Linked DNA regions of Homo sapiens: region 2 is linked to region 1. A link is a loop called in an ENCODE intact Hi-C map of the cell type or tissue named here. Cell type or tissue: Caco-2. All regions are shown on one strand. Links, peaks and the distances in the headings refer to the core of each region. The heading gives the core; the rest is flanking DNA. Region 1 overlaps CACHD1 (cache domain containing 1). Region 2 overlaps CACHD1 (cache domain containing 1).

Region 1 (5,387 bases), core at 249-5,248:
GACTTACTGGAGAGCCAGGTTTGGAATTTAGGTTTTCTGATTCCAAATGCTGTTTTCTTTTAATGGTACTCTGACCAGTAGTAAAATTAGAATGGCTCATCTGCCAAGTGAAATGCTAAACTATGTGTTCCTTCTTAGAATTCTACTTGAGGTAACTAGATGACCCTCCAAAGTTGCTAAATTGGCTGACCTGCAGCAATTTGTGCCATTTCCCTGTGTGTGCTTGTGTGTGTGCATTAGGTAGATGTCTTTATCTTTAGGAGTCTTGATGAGTACCCTTATAGCAGAAAGCGCCTGCATTTGGATCTGCTGAGAATCTAGCTTCCTGCGTTTTTCGTGTGACCTTCATTGAAGGAAGAATGGGAAACCTGCCTCACTGCTTACGCTATTGAATTTCACCAGCTGCCTTTTATGGATTTTAAATAGAGATGGTTTTGTGATTTTTCTTTCTTTTTAAAATCTGATCTCTGTAGAAAACTGCCTAGCAGACTATACCAGCTTTAAGAAATAGAACCTGTCTTAGCTGAAAAGCAACCTTTTTGTGCATTTTTATTGTGAAAAATACCAAAGCAATTTCAAAGAAGGCCCAGATTTAAAAATCTATCTATAATCTCTTTCTGGGGACTTGACTTATCTGGTACGATGATGTAGATATCTGTCTTTACACTCTAGCTTTATTAACTTGTTAACATTGGGATAGTATTCCTTTTGTAGAATCAGCCATAAGTATTCTGCATCTTATATTTTTCTGTTTCTTTAACAGAACAGGGAGATGTATGGACAGGACTCTTCCCTCCTCGGTGCATGTGTGCTGGTAGATGGAACCAGTTAATCTCCAAGGTCATCTGCTAACTCTTAGTTGTTAGTGCCTCTCTTTTGTGTCTGTGTCATACCACTCACAGTTGTCTGCTGTGTACTGAATACTCAGTATGTGTGAGGGGAGAGAACACACCCAATTTACAGTCTCCGGTCTCTAGTCCTGGGAAATCTCAACCTCTTGGGCTTTCTGTGTGTATTTATCCAGCAGACATTGACTAAACTTTTGCTCTTCACAAGGAGACTCTGAGCTAGGCCCTGGGTATAAAGAAACATAAGAAAAGACCTCTCCCTTTGTGTCTACCAAGCAAGGGAGAAGGGTATATAAATAAATAACTGTAAAGTGTGTCAAGTCCCTATTAGAGGTCAAGTGGCAGGATGGACAGGGGTGCTATGGAACATCACAGAGGCAGCCTGCAGACCCCACCAAGCTGCTCTCCCCAGCCTGTTCTCTCTTTGATTTTTCCAGATACCCGTCTTTCTTCATGTGCCCCAGTCCAACCTGGTGATGAGGAAGATAAGGATAAATATTTAATGTGGTTGTGCGCCCACTTCCAATTCACCCTAGATGTCACCTGTGCAATTTTCCAAGCTTTTATGAGAAAGTGAATTGAATGATAATACCATCTGTTTGAATATAGAAGTGAGACACAAGGTCACAGCAGGGCCTTCTCTCCATAATCTGTTGTGGTAGGGAAATGGCGAAAAAGAAATATGGTTGGTCTGTGTGATACTTAGACTTAATAGAGAGGGAGACACTTTATTGCTCTGAAAGCCTTACCTTCCAAGGGCATTTGAAACCAGCCCTTGTTTCCAATCTGGCTGAGTTGCTGAACCCTGAAGGTTTAATCCTTATTACTGATAAGAAAGAAAGAATGTGACTTATCACTCCAATCTCTGCAGAGATGGAAGGAAAAACTATTTCTCGGAATGTGATTACATGTTATTTGACAGCTTTTTGGTTGGCCCATCTATTTAGGTGTTTGAATAAGTAAACTCAGTCGAGGGGGGGGTTGAGTATTATTTACTTTATAAATGTGATAGTTCCTTTTTGAAGTGATCCTGCTCTTGCCCCTTTCCTCTACCATTCAAACAGAGTTTAAATATTTGCCAGTGCAGATGTTTGATTTTTATCTTAGCTCTTTCTTTGTTTAACTTTATTCTCATGGGTGGTTAAGTGGACGATAAGGAGGTTCTTGTTTAATTCTTTTCAACTGGTGTTGCTCAAATATTTGGAGAGCAGATGCTTCCCAGAAAGAATGAGCGGGAACCTGGTTGAATAGAGGTGAAGAGATATGTCTCCGTGTCATATCACAGTAAACCAGACCCTGTTAGGCTGTTACTAGGGCCCAGGGGCTTAGTAGGCCTGAGTGTTTCTCAGTGTCCAGAACCTTCCTTTAGCAGCTCCTGCAGCTACTGGTGAAGGGTTTTTGCCGCCTTTGTTTTCCAGAAAAACGTGTGCTGTTCTAAAAACAAAGCTTGGTAATTCAGTGGCACTGGCAGCAAAGGCCTGCTTGTGTTGTGACCTCCCATCAGAAGCCTCTCAGCATTTCTTCCATACCCACTTCTGATCTGATACCAAGTTTTGCTTTCAGAAGAAATGATTTTTTTTAACCTTTTGCACTTATCTCAGCATTTTAGCAGTGATTAAAAACAAGCAAACAAGTAAAGAATATTCCCTACCCTATTAGCTATCATTACATTGGCTTTGTGTGTGGACTTGATGATCAGTTTCCACAGGGATTTGCTTTTTAATCATTACCTTAAAAATTCATCCATGAACAATTCCACATTTCATCACTGCCCTTGGAACTGACACTGTGGGTGTGATTTTTATATGCTATGTGATAAATGAGGCAGACTTCTCTGGAAATATTGAGAAAAACCCAGGTTTCTGAGTGATTTGCCTGGCAAATCACCTTCCCTAGGAAATTTAAACAAAGACCAAGAAAGGAAGTAAACCCCAACTGGTGTGTGAGTGGGGGGGTGCTGGAGGGGAGGCGGGGTCTTTATATCTCTTTCTTTCTAAACTGGGACTCCACTGAAAAGTTGATTTACACTGTGAATCGAGGCTGAATGAAATCCAATTGGAACTCACTTGAACACTGTTTTGATGTAAGATTCAAAGCTTCTGCAAATTTATTTTATCTTCTACATTTGCTGATCTCCTGCTTGTAAATCCTGTTGAAGGAGAATAAAAATGACTGCAGCCTGATGGGAATTAAATGTCTGAAGTTCAAAGCAGTTTGCACATCAGAGCAAACGTCAATCAAGTGAACATCTTGCAAGCCAGGCAGGGAGTGAATTTCTCCATGGGGAAGAGATCAAAGTGGGAGTCACAGTTCTGTTTTCTCCCTCGGGATGCAGTTTCGATCAGTTGTTCATGAAAGTAAATCCAGAAGGAAGTTTTTTTTTTGTTGTTTTTTTTTTTTTTTTTTTTTTTTTTAACTTACAGGGGTTGGAGAGATGGAGTTATTTCTCTTGAAACTGAATTTCAGACACTGGTTTTATCTTATGAAAATGAGCATAGAATGCAGTTATAGAGTCAGGGTCTAAAGGAGATTTAGATCAGAGTTTTCTATTGTCATTACTAACTTTTTAAAAGCACAGGCATGAGGAATGAAGCAAACCAAACCTCTTAAGTTGAATTGCCCATTCATTTTGTATGAAAATCTATGATTTTACCACTTCTTGGCCTTTCCATAAACCCGGAATTATATAAATGTGACTGGCAGCTAATGTACTTCTTAATGAAAAATCTTTTAGGTAACCCCTAAGAATAAGTGACATGTTTTTATAAAGTGTCCTAAGTATGAGCTTTATATTTCTCACATTCTCCAAATCAGGGCGAATAGCATGTTTCTTTTTATAAGTCACTTTTCTCAAAGGCATATGGGCATAAAATGCATTCCTGTCTTTGGCAAGGTGACTCTTCCTCTGGGGACCAGAGGTAGCTAAAGTAACAAGGATGGCTGAGCATGTTTTATCCCTGCGTGTGGAGTCCGGAGTCCAGAAAAAGCGGCAGGCATTGGAGTGTTAGTGAAGGGTAGAAAGATAAGCACTCTTCACTTTTGCTTCCAGTAGTTACTCCTGCTAGCCTAGCCAGTCCACCAGCCCTGTATATCTTAAGCCCCTATTGACACCTCCTTCTTTATCTGACCGGCACATCAGTGGTAGTGAGAAAAGCAGCAGAGTGAGGTTGATTTCTAGGCTTTTCATGCTAACTTGACTGGCGAGTGAATGCTGCACGGCTGAAATTCAGCACATGTGAGAGAACTCACGGCAGTTGAGACTCTTATGAAATACAGTAGATGTTCAATGAATATTATGAAATAAAATGCCCAGAGCTTTCTGGTGACTTAACTCTCTGCCCTTTCTCGTTACTCAGTCAACCAGTAAGAATTTATGGAATGCCCCACCTTCCAGCAACTGTGCTAGACGTGAGAGAGAAATATAAATCCTCCAGTAACCTACAGTCCCATTGGGGGAAGCTAAAATTTCTCAAGTGCATAAAAGGTTTTAGAGAGAATTGAGAATTCAAGAGCTACATGGATAGGGTTTAGTCAAATAGGGGTTCCATGATAATCATCTTTTGGAATTTCAACCCCATGTAACTGTAACACACATGTATTTGGCATAGGGGGAAGGCAAAATGAATAAGATAATTTGTTCATTATTTATAATAAATCTTATTTTTAAATTTTATTGATGCAATGGTCTGAATGTTTGCCTTCTCTGTCCCAAATTTATGTGTTGGAAACTAATCACCAATGTGATCATATTAGGAGGAATATGATTAGATATATTAATATCATTAATATTATTATATATTAATATTAATATATATTAATATCATTGCCTTTGGGAAATAATTAGATCATGAAGGCAGAGCCCCCATGAATGGCATTAGTGCCCTTACAAAAGAGGTCTCAGAGAGCTGCCTTACCCCTGTCACTGAGGTCACAGTGAAAAGGCCACATCTATGAACCAGAAAGTGGCCCCTCACCAGACACTAAATCTGCCAGTACCTTAATCATGGACTTCCCAGCCTCCAGACTTGTGAGAAATGAATTTCTGTTGTTCATGAACCAGCTAGTTTATAGTCCAAATGGACGAAGACAATTGATTAGTGTTTTGTTGGTATAAGCAGAATCTTAAAAAAAATCTATATCTAATAGATAGGACTGTGATATTATGTTGTTTGATTACAAAATAAGAAAAATAGGAAGAAGACATAGGCATATAGTTAAGAAGCAGAATGGCATTAGTCAGCTTGGAGGAGGAAGGACTCATCATGGGCCAGTACTAGGGAGAAATTTGAAAGAGGAAGAAGAGTTGAGCTGGGCTTTGAAGAAAGGGTGGAGTGGACACTGGAGAGCATCACAATTGGGGTCGAACAGAAGAGCACATAGGGAGGGGCCAGTTTCGTTAGAAGTGTAGGATAGGAGTTGGTGGGAAGAGAAGGTCGGATAGATTATTGTTGACAAGTACCACATGGTGAAACTACTTTATGATGGAGAAATGTTTATCAAGCACCTACTTTTGTTAATGAGTCACTGTCATTTTTATTG
Region 2 (5,387 bases), core at 214-5,213, 62 kb after region 1:
ACCCAGTAATAAGGGCAAATATTTTTAAGATCTCTTTAGTTACTTTGTTGGGGAGGAGGGTAGATACTTATCTTGTCCTAAAAAATAAAATGGTTTCTTCTAATATAATCCAAATAGAGTTAGCTTATCCTAAGGACAATTGCCTAAACTGCTTAGCACTCATAGATATAGCAGATATTGAGGGATTATTTCACTGAATTAATTTAAATATAACTTGAGAGATTATGTTAGCAGCATTAAGAGATTACTCCATCACTGTGTAACCCAAGTGCATTTTTTAGCACTTTAGGAGGCTGTTTGCTCTGATAGAAGTACTGACTATTAGAAGGTATTCACATGTTCCCATGTTACACAGGCCTGCTTCACTTCAAAACATGGATCCCATGTTATAATCAGTGAAAAAAACCCACTCCCAACCCATAGAGAGCCCTTCTAGAAATAGAGTTCCTTTTAATGTAGAGACTATTTTTTTCAGCTAAGAACATGACAGAAAGACCTATATTGAAATCTGCTTTCCTAAGAACTGTTTATAAAGTGCTACTTTTAGAAGCTTACGGTAACTTTATTTTTCTCTTACAGAATAGACCCAATTATAAAATTATTTTCTAGTCATTCTGGTAGGGTTTTGTCTTTTGGTTCCTTGGAACACACAACATAGGAAAACAAACTTAAAAGATGACTGTGAGATTGAAAAGAGAGAAAATAGTAAATGCCACTTCAGAGCACCTTGTCAATTTATAATTTGGGGAATGGAGGAAAAGGATTAAATTTGTTAATCTAATTGAATATCTTTGCCAGCAGTACTTGAAAGCAATTCCAGGAAGATGCAAATTGCTTCTGTGTTTAAGAGTCTACAACCATCCTCACAAATCCTAAATTTCACTTAACTCTAACCTGCCTAGTTAAAATTTTATCCTTCATCTTTTACTTTTATTTCACTAAGTAAGTCACATGAGCTGCTTTATAAGGCACCGTTCTTTAGTTCTGATTTCGCTAGTCATCAACTTCTTCATTTATTTATAAACCATCTTTAAATAGGTTCAGTCTTTCTTCTAATAGGATAATAATCGAGAAATTTCTTTTACTTTTAAGTCTTTCTCAAGTGGCTAGAACTAGGTAGATTGGCTTTTGATTCTGTGGTGGACATTGTCCCCACTAAATTTTGTTGAAGCATCCATTTCTAGGCACAAAGTGAATCTGAAAATACTACTGTTTCTACATATGAGCTTAATAAGTTAGACTTAAGCTATGGCATACTTGCCTACCATGGTCTGCAATGACAAATCAGGCTGACTCTGCAGGGATGCCATAGGATTTGTGTTTTTCATGAGTTTAAGTAGTGATGTTGGTCATTTCCAACCAGGAGAAGAGAAAGCATTCGTTGGAATAGAATGAATGAACTGGATTCTGTATTGGCTGCTCCTCAGTCCTTTCTTTTAAAGTGAGAATTCACTACTGGCTTGAAAAATAGTCAATTCTCAGAACACTTATTGCAAAACCAATTATGTATTTTTAAGTGCATTTCAAATCCAAATAGAAATAAGTGTTATATTATTATGTCCTGTTCTAGCTTGTGCTCATTAACCCACATTAGCAAAAAAAGACTAGGGTCACAGTTTCAAAGGGACTCCTTTCTTATCCTTTCGTTAGCCCCATGATTTTCTGTTACATACTTCAGGTCTCCTCAACAAGAAAAGAAAACAGAAAATACAAAATTAGATACCTTCTATCACCCTATCCTCATGTCTTCATTCATTCATCCCATATTTAATGAATACCTTCCACGTGAAGATAGAAGGTAGAGGCAGTAGAAAATAATGTATGCAAAGTCCCTGTCCCCATGGAACCCTCATTTTCTAGGTCAGAAATTCTTTATTGATTTTTACAGGTACAAGACACTTCCTTTATTCTGTGTATTGTGGTGATACAACCAGAAATACCTGTGAAACAACTGAAGAACCTCAACACTGTTCCCAGCAGCAAGCTGCTGTACCACCGGCTGGATCTCCTTGGCCAGCCCAGTGCTTGCCTCCACTTCAAACAGCTGGCAACCCTAGGTAAAGCCCTTACACTTCCTTCACATTCTTACTCTTAGCAGCTCACTGTAAATATCCTTTTGAATACCATCCACCCCACCCCTCCAAAAAAGATACTGAATGCCTGCAGAGTCAGCTGGTTTGGGGATACAAATATGAAAACGATTTGAAGCCTGGCCTCAAATCAGATCGTCTAGCAGACTCTGAGACAAGGTTTCGTGTGCTCGCGATTTATATAGGATGGGCTTTGAGAAACCAGTGAAGAAGTGAGAAAAACAGGACAAGGAAGGCAAAAAAGACAAGTTTGATGTTGAGTGAAGTTTTAAGTTCAGCCTGGTCTTCTAGGGGGTCTCTGGAGTGTAAATTACACCAATAGAGTTTGCCCAGACTCTAAAGAGAGCTCAACTTTCACATTTCTTAGTCACTTTCAACTTTCTTCTAGTGCTAGGTACAGAGTTTTCAGTAGCCCTAAGTCCATAGAGAGAGGCACAGATACAGCCCATTAAAGGTAAACATGTAAGTATGGGGATATTGAGGTGGGGTGGGGTAGAATAACAGTAAAAGGCCTCCAAAGGAATCTATGTAGCATATCAGCAGTAATCTACCACAGATTCCTATCTTCAAAAGGGCTTAGGAATTCGAAGATAATTCAAAGGAAGCAAAAAGGAATTTACATTTATTACGTACCAGATGTTTTTTATTTTTCACCTGAGTTGACATGTGATTGATTTGGGTTTACCAAAGATAATTTTCCCCCAGATAACATAAAATATAGCAAAGCTGAGATTTGACCCATGCACCTCTGCTCTGCCATGTGCCAGACACATACTAGGCATTCGTGGTCTATGTTGTCACCAAACCACAGTATACTGACAGTACAGTAAAACAGGTATTCTCTTTTTCACTGTTGAAAAGACTTAGGGTTCAAAGCAGTTAATAACGAAGAATCATCACACAACTGGCCAACTGAGAAGAAGGGGAACAGATGGGAATAAAATCAAGGCTAGAAGTCTGCAGTCTCTAGATTCCAAATGATAGCACTCGTGTTTGTGTTCCTCTCTTAAATTCCATCCTCGAGAGTTCTGCCTGGACATGAGATCAGAAGAGCAGGCTGGACTAAGTGGTCTCTTCTGGGATACCTCCCAGCAGTGTTGACAATTTGGATAGAGCCAGTGATGTTGATCCAAGAAGGCAGGATTTTATATTTCTTTGTTTTGATTTGGTCTTTGGGGTTTTGTTTGTTTTTATACAAAAAAGTATGTTTAAAAATTTCATATTTTTAAGAAATGCTTTACTGAAACACTGATGTGTAGAAGCCTCTTTTAAGTTCTGTGTGAGCAAGCTACTGCTGGTGAAAATTAGGTCACTGTTTTGAAATTTGAGACAATAAATTACAATAGTTTTCTTGATGAAAAAGAAGCTCAAGCCTAGATTTTTTATTTCCTTTGCATATCTCCCATAGCTACAGTTTCCAATATGGCAGCCACTAGCCACGTGTAGCTATTGGGCACTTTAAATATGGCTCATCCAAATTGAGGTGTATGGTAAGTGTGAAGTTCATACTTAATTTTTATATTGATAACATGTTAAAATTATAATGCTATTGTGGATATACTGGATTCCATAAGCATATTATAAAAATTACTTTAATACTACTTTTTGCTTTGCTTTTTTTTTTTTATTTATTTTTACTTTGACAGGGAGTTTTGCTCTTGTCACCCAGAATGGAGTACAGTGGCACGATCTTGGCTCACTGCCACCTCCGTCTCCTGGGTTCAGGTGATTCTTCTGCCTCAGCTGCCTGATTAGCTGGGATTACAGTTGCGCACCACCACGCCCGGCTAATTTTTGTATTTTTAGTAAAGATGGAGTTTCACCATGTTGGCCAGGCTGGTCTTGACTCCTGACCTCAGGTGATCCTCCCGCCTTGGCCTCCCAAAGTGCTGGGATTACAGGCGCCACTGTGCCCAGCCACTTTTTGCTTTTCTTAATGTGGCTACTGGAAAATTTTAAATTACATCTGTGGATCGCATTGCATTTCAGTTGGACAGCAAGCACTGCCTCATAGAGATTATTCAGATAATGTATGAACTTAATTATTTCATATATGATTAACAAGCAGACCATAGGCCAGTGTCTGACTTTCACTGGGAGGTCTTGGCACCCTTCCTCACCTTGATGGTAAGGCCCCAGGACAAGGTGGAGAGGTAATCAAGGGCATCTTAGTTAGGATCAGTTGGCAATGAAAATGAACCAAGGTAATTAAAATACAATAAAAAGGGAATAGGAAATATGGGAAGCAATGGCAAAGAAGTGGTTTCCATTTGATTTCAGTGATGTGGGGGTTTAGAGGCCAGGTCTTAAATATATGTCACCTGTGTTCAAGTGAGCTGATAGAAGGACATCATCTTTCTTGGTACACAAAGAGACAAAGAAAAAATTTTTAAGAGTGCATCATCTAAGGCAATTAAATATGTATATGTGTGTATAAATAAGCATGTCTACCTCCTAGACACAAAGCTTTGGGTCCTGTATCTTGATTCCTTCTGTCTCTTTGTGCTCACCCCATCTTACTGCACTAGCCTTTTCTAAAACGCCAGTCTCTGTCACTACAAAAGAGACCCCAAGCCACCTCTTCTTCTCTTTACTCCAGCCCCGTGGTGACTCTTCTGTCTCTGAAGTGGGTGCCTTTGACACTTCTTATATTATTGTGTTATTCTTACACTGTTATTTTTCTCTATTTTCCTTATTCCTTGTCACTCCAATCAGATCCTAACTTCTTTGAGTTCAGGAACTACCCTCTCTCTTTTTGGCAGGTCCTTGCATGGAGGGCCTGCAAAAGAATATATACATGAATCCACAGCATGCTGCTAGGCACCCTAACCTTTTCCAGCCTCTGGTTGTCTTTGCTTTGGTTAATTAATATAATAATAATCTCCCAGGGTAGCCAATGAAGATATCATCAGAATTAAATGAAACATAACATTATTTAATGTTTTCTGGGAATGGCAGACTAGGTAATTCTAACCCAACCTACTGAGGACAACTATTTAATAAAATTCCTGGATTGAAACGTAATCCTGGATTAAAATCTTGGAAAGCATCAGAGCTAACATGAGAGAGAGGAATTACTGGGCAAAAATCTCAGAGAAAATAAGAACCCAGAGAAGAGAGCCAACACTCAAAGCCACTTTTGCAATGCACATGTCTACCAATCCAGAAGAAACAGCTGTGAAATTAAACAGTGCTTTAAGTAGCTACTTCAGGCAAGGAAGAGAAGCAAAAATCAAATCCAGGGTCCACAAAAGGTGAAGACTCTAATAAATTTTTTACTCCCAGCCCCACATACAT

What was found. A loop is a pair of places that touch in the nucleus more often than their neighbours do. Peaks named below come from ENCODE experiments on the same cell type or tissue, not always from the same donor. Only the 100,000 strongest peaks of a DNase experiment are listed, where the experiment ranks them.
Region 2: it touches region 1 in a loop (6-fold over the local background); 3 of 110 quality-filtered maps call a loop at or near these places.

What each region holds. Positions count from the first base shown.
Region 1 is chr1:64,594,289-64,599,675 of GRCh38, forward strand. All of the region lies in intron 3 of CACHD1 (cache domain containing 1), which reads left to right. Among named protein-coding and RNA genes, the nearest start is that of MIR4794, 17 kb to the left of the region's middle. In Caco-2, for the core only: no CTCF peak of the experiment used is centred there; DNase peaks (open chromatin) are centred at 1,633, 2,143 and 3,953; H3K4me3 peaks cover 263 bases.
Region 2 is chr1:64,656,817-64,662,203 of GRCh38, forward strand. CACHD1 (cache domain containing 1) reads left to right here. Exons shown (of 27, transcript NM_020925.4): 13 at 1,889-2,057. Among named protein-coding and RNA genes, the nearest start is that of MIR4794, 80 kb to the left of the region's middle. In Caco-2, for the core only: no CTCF peak of the experiment used is centred there; no DNase peak of the experiment used is centred there.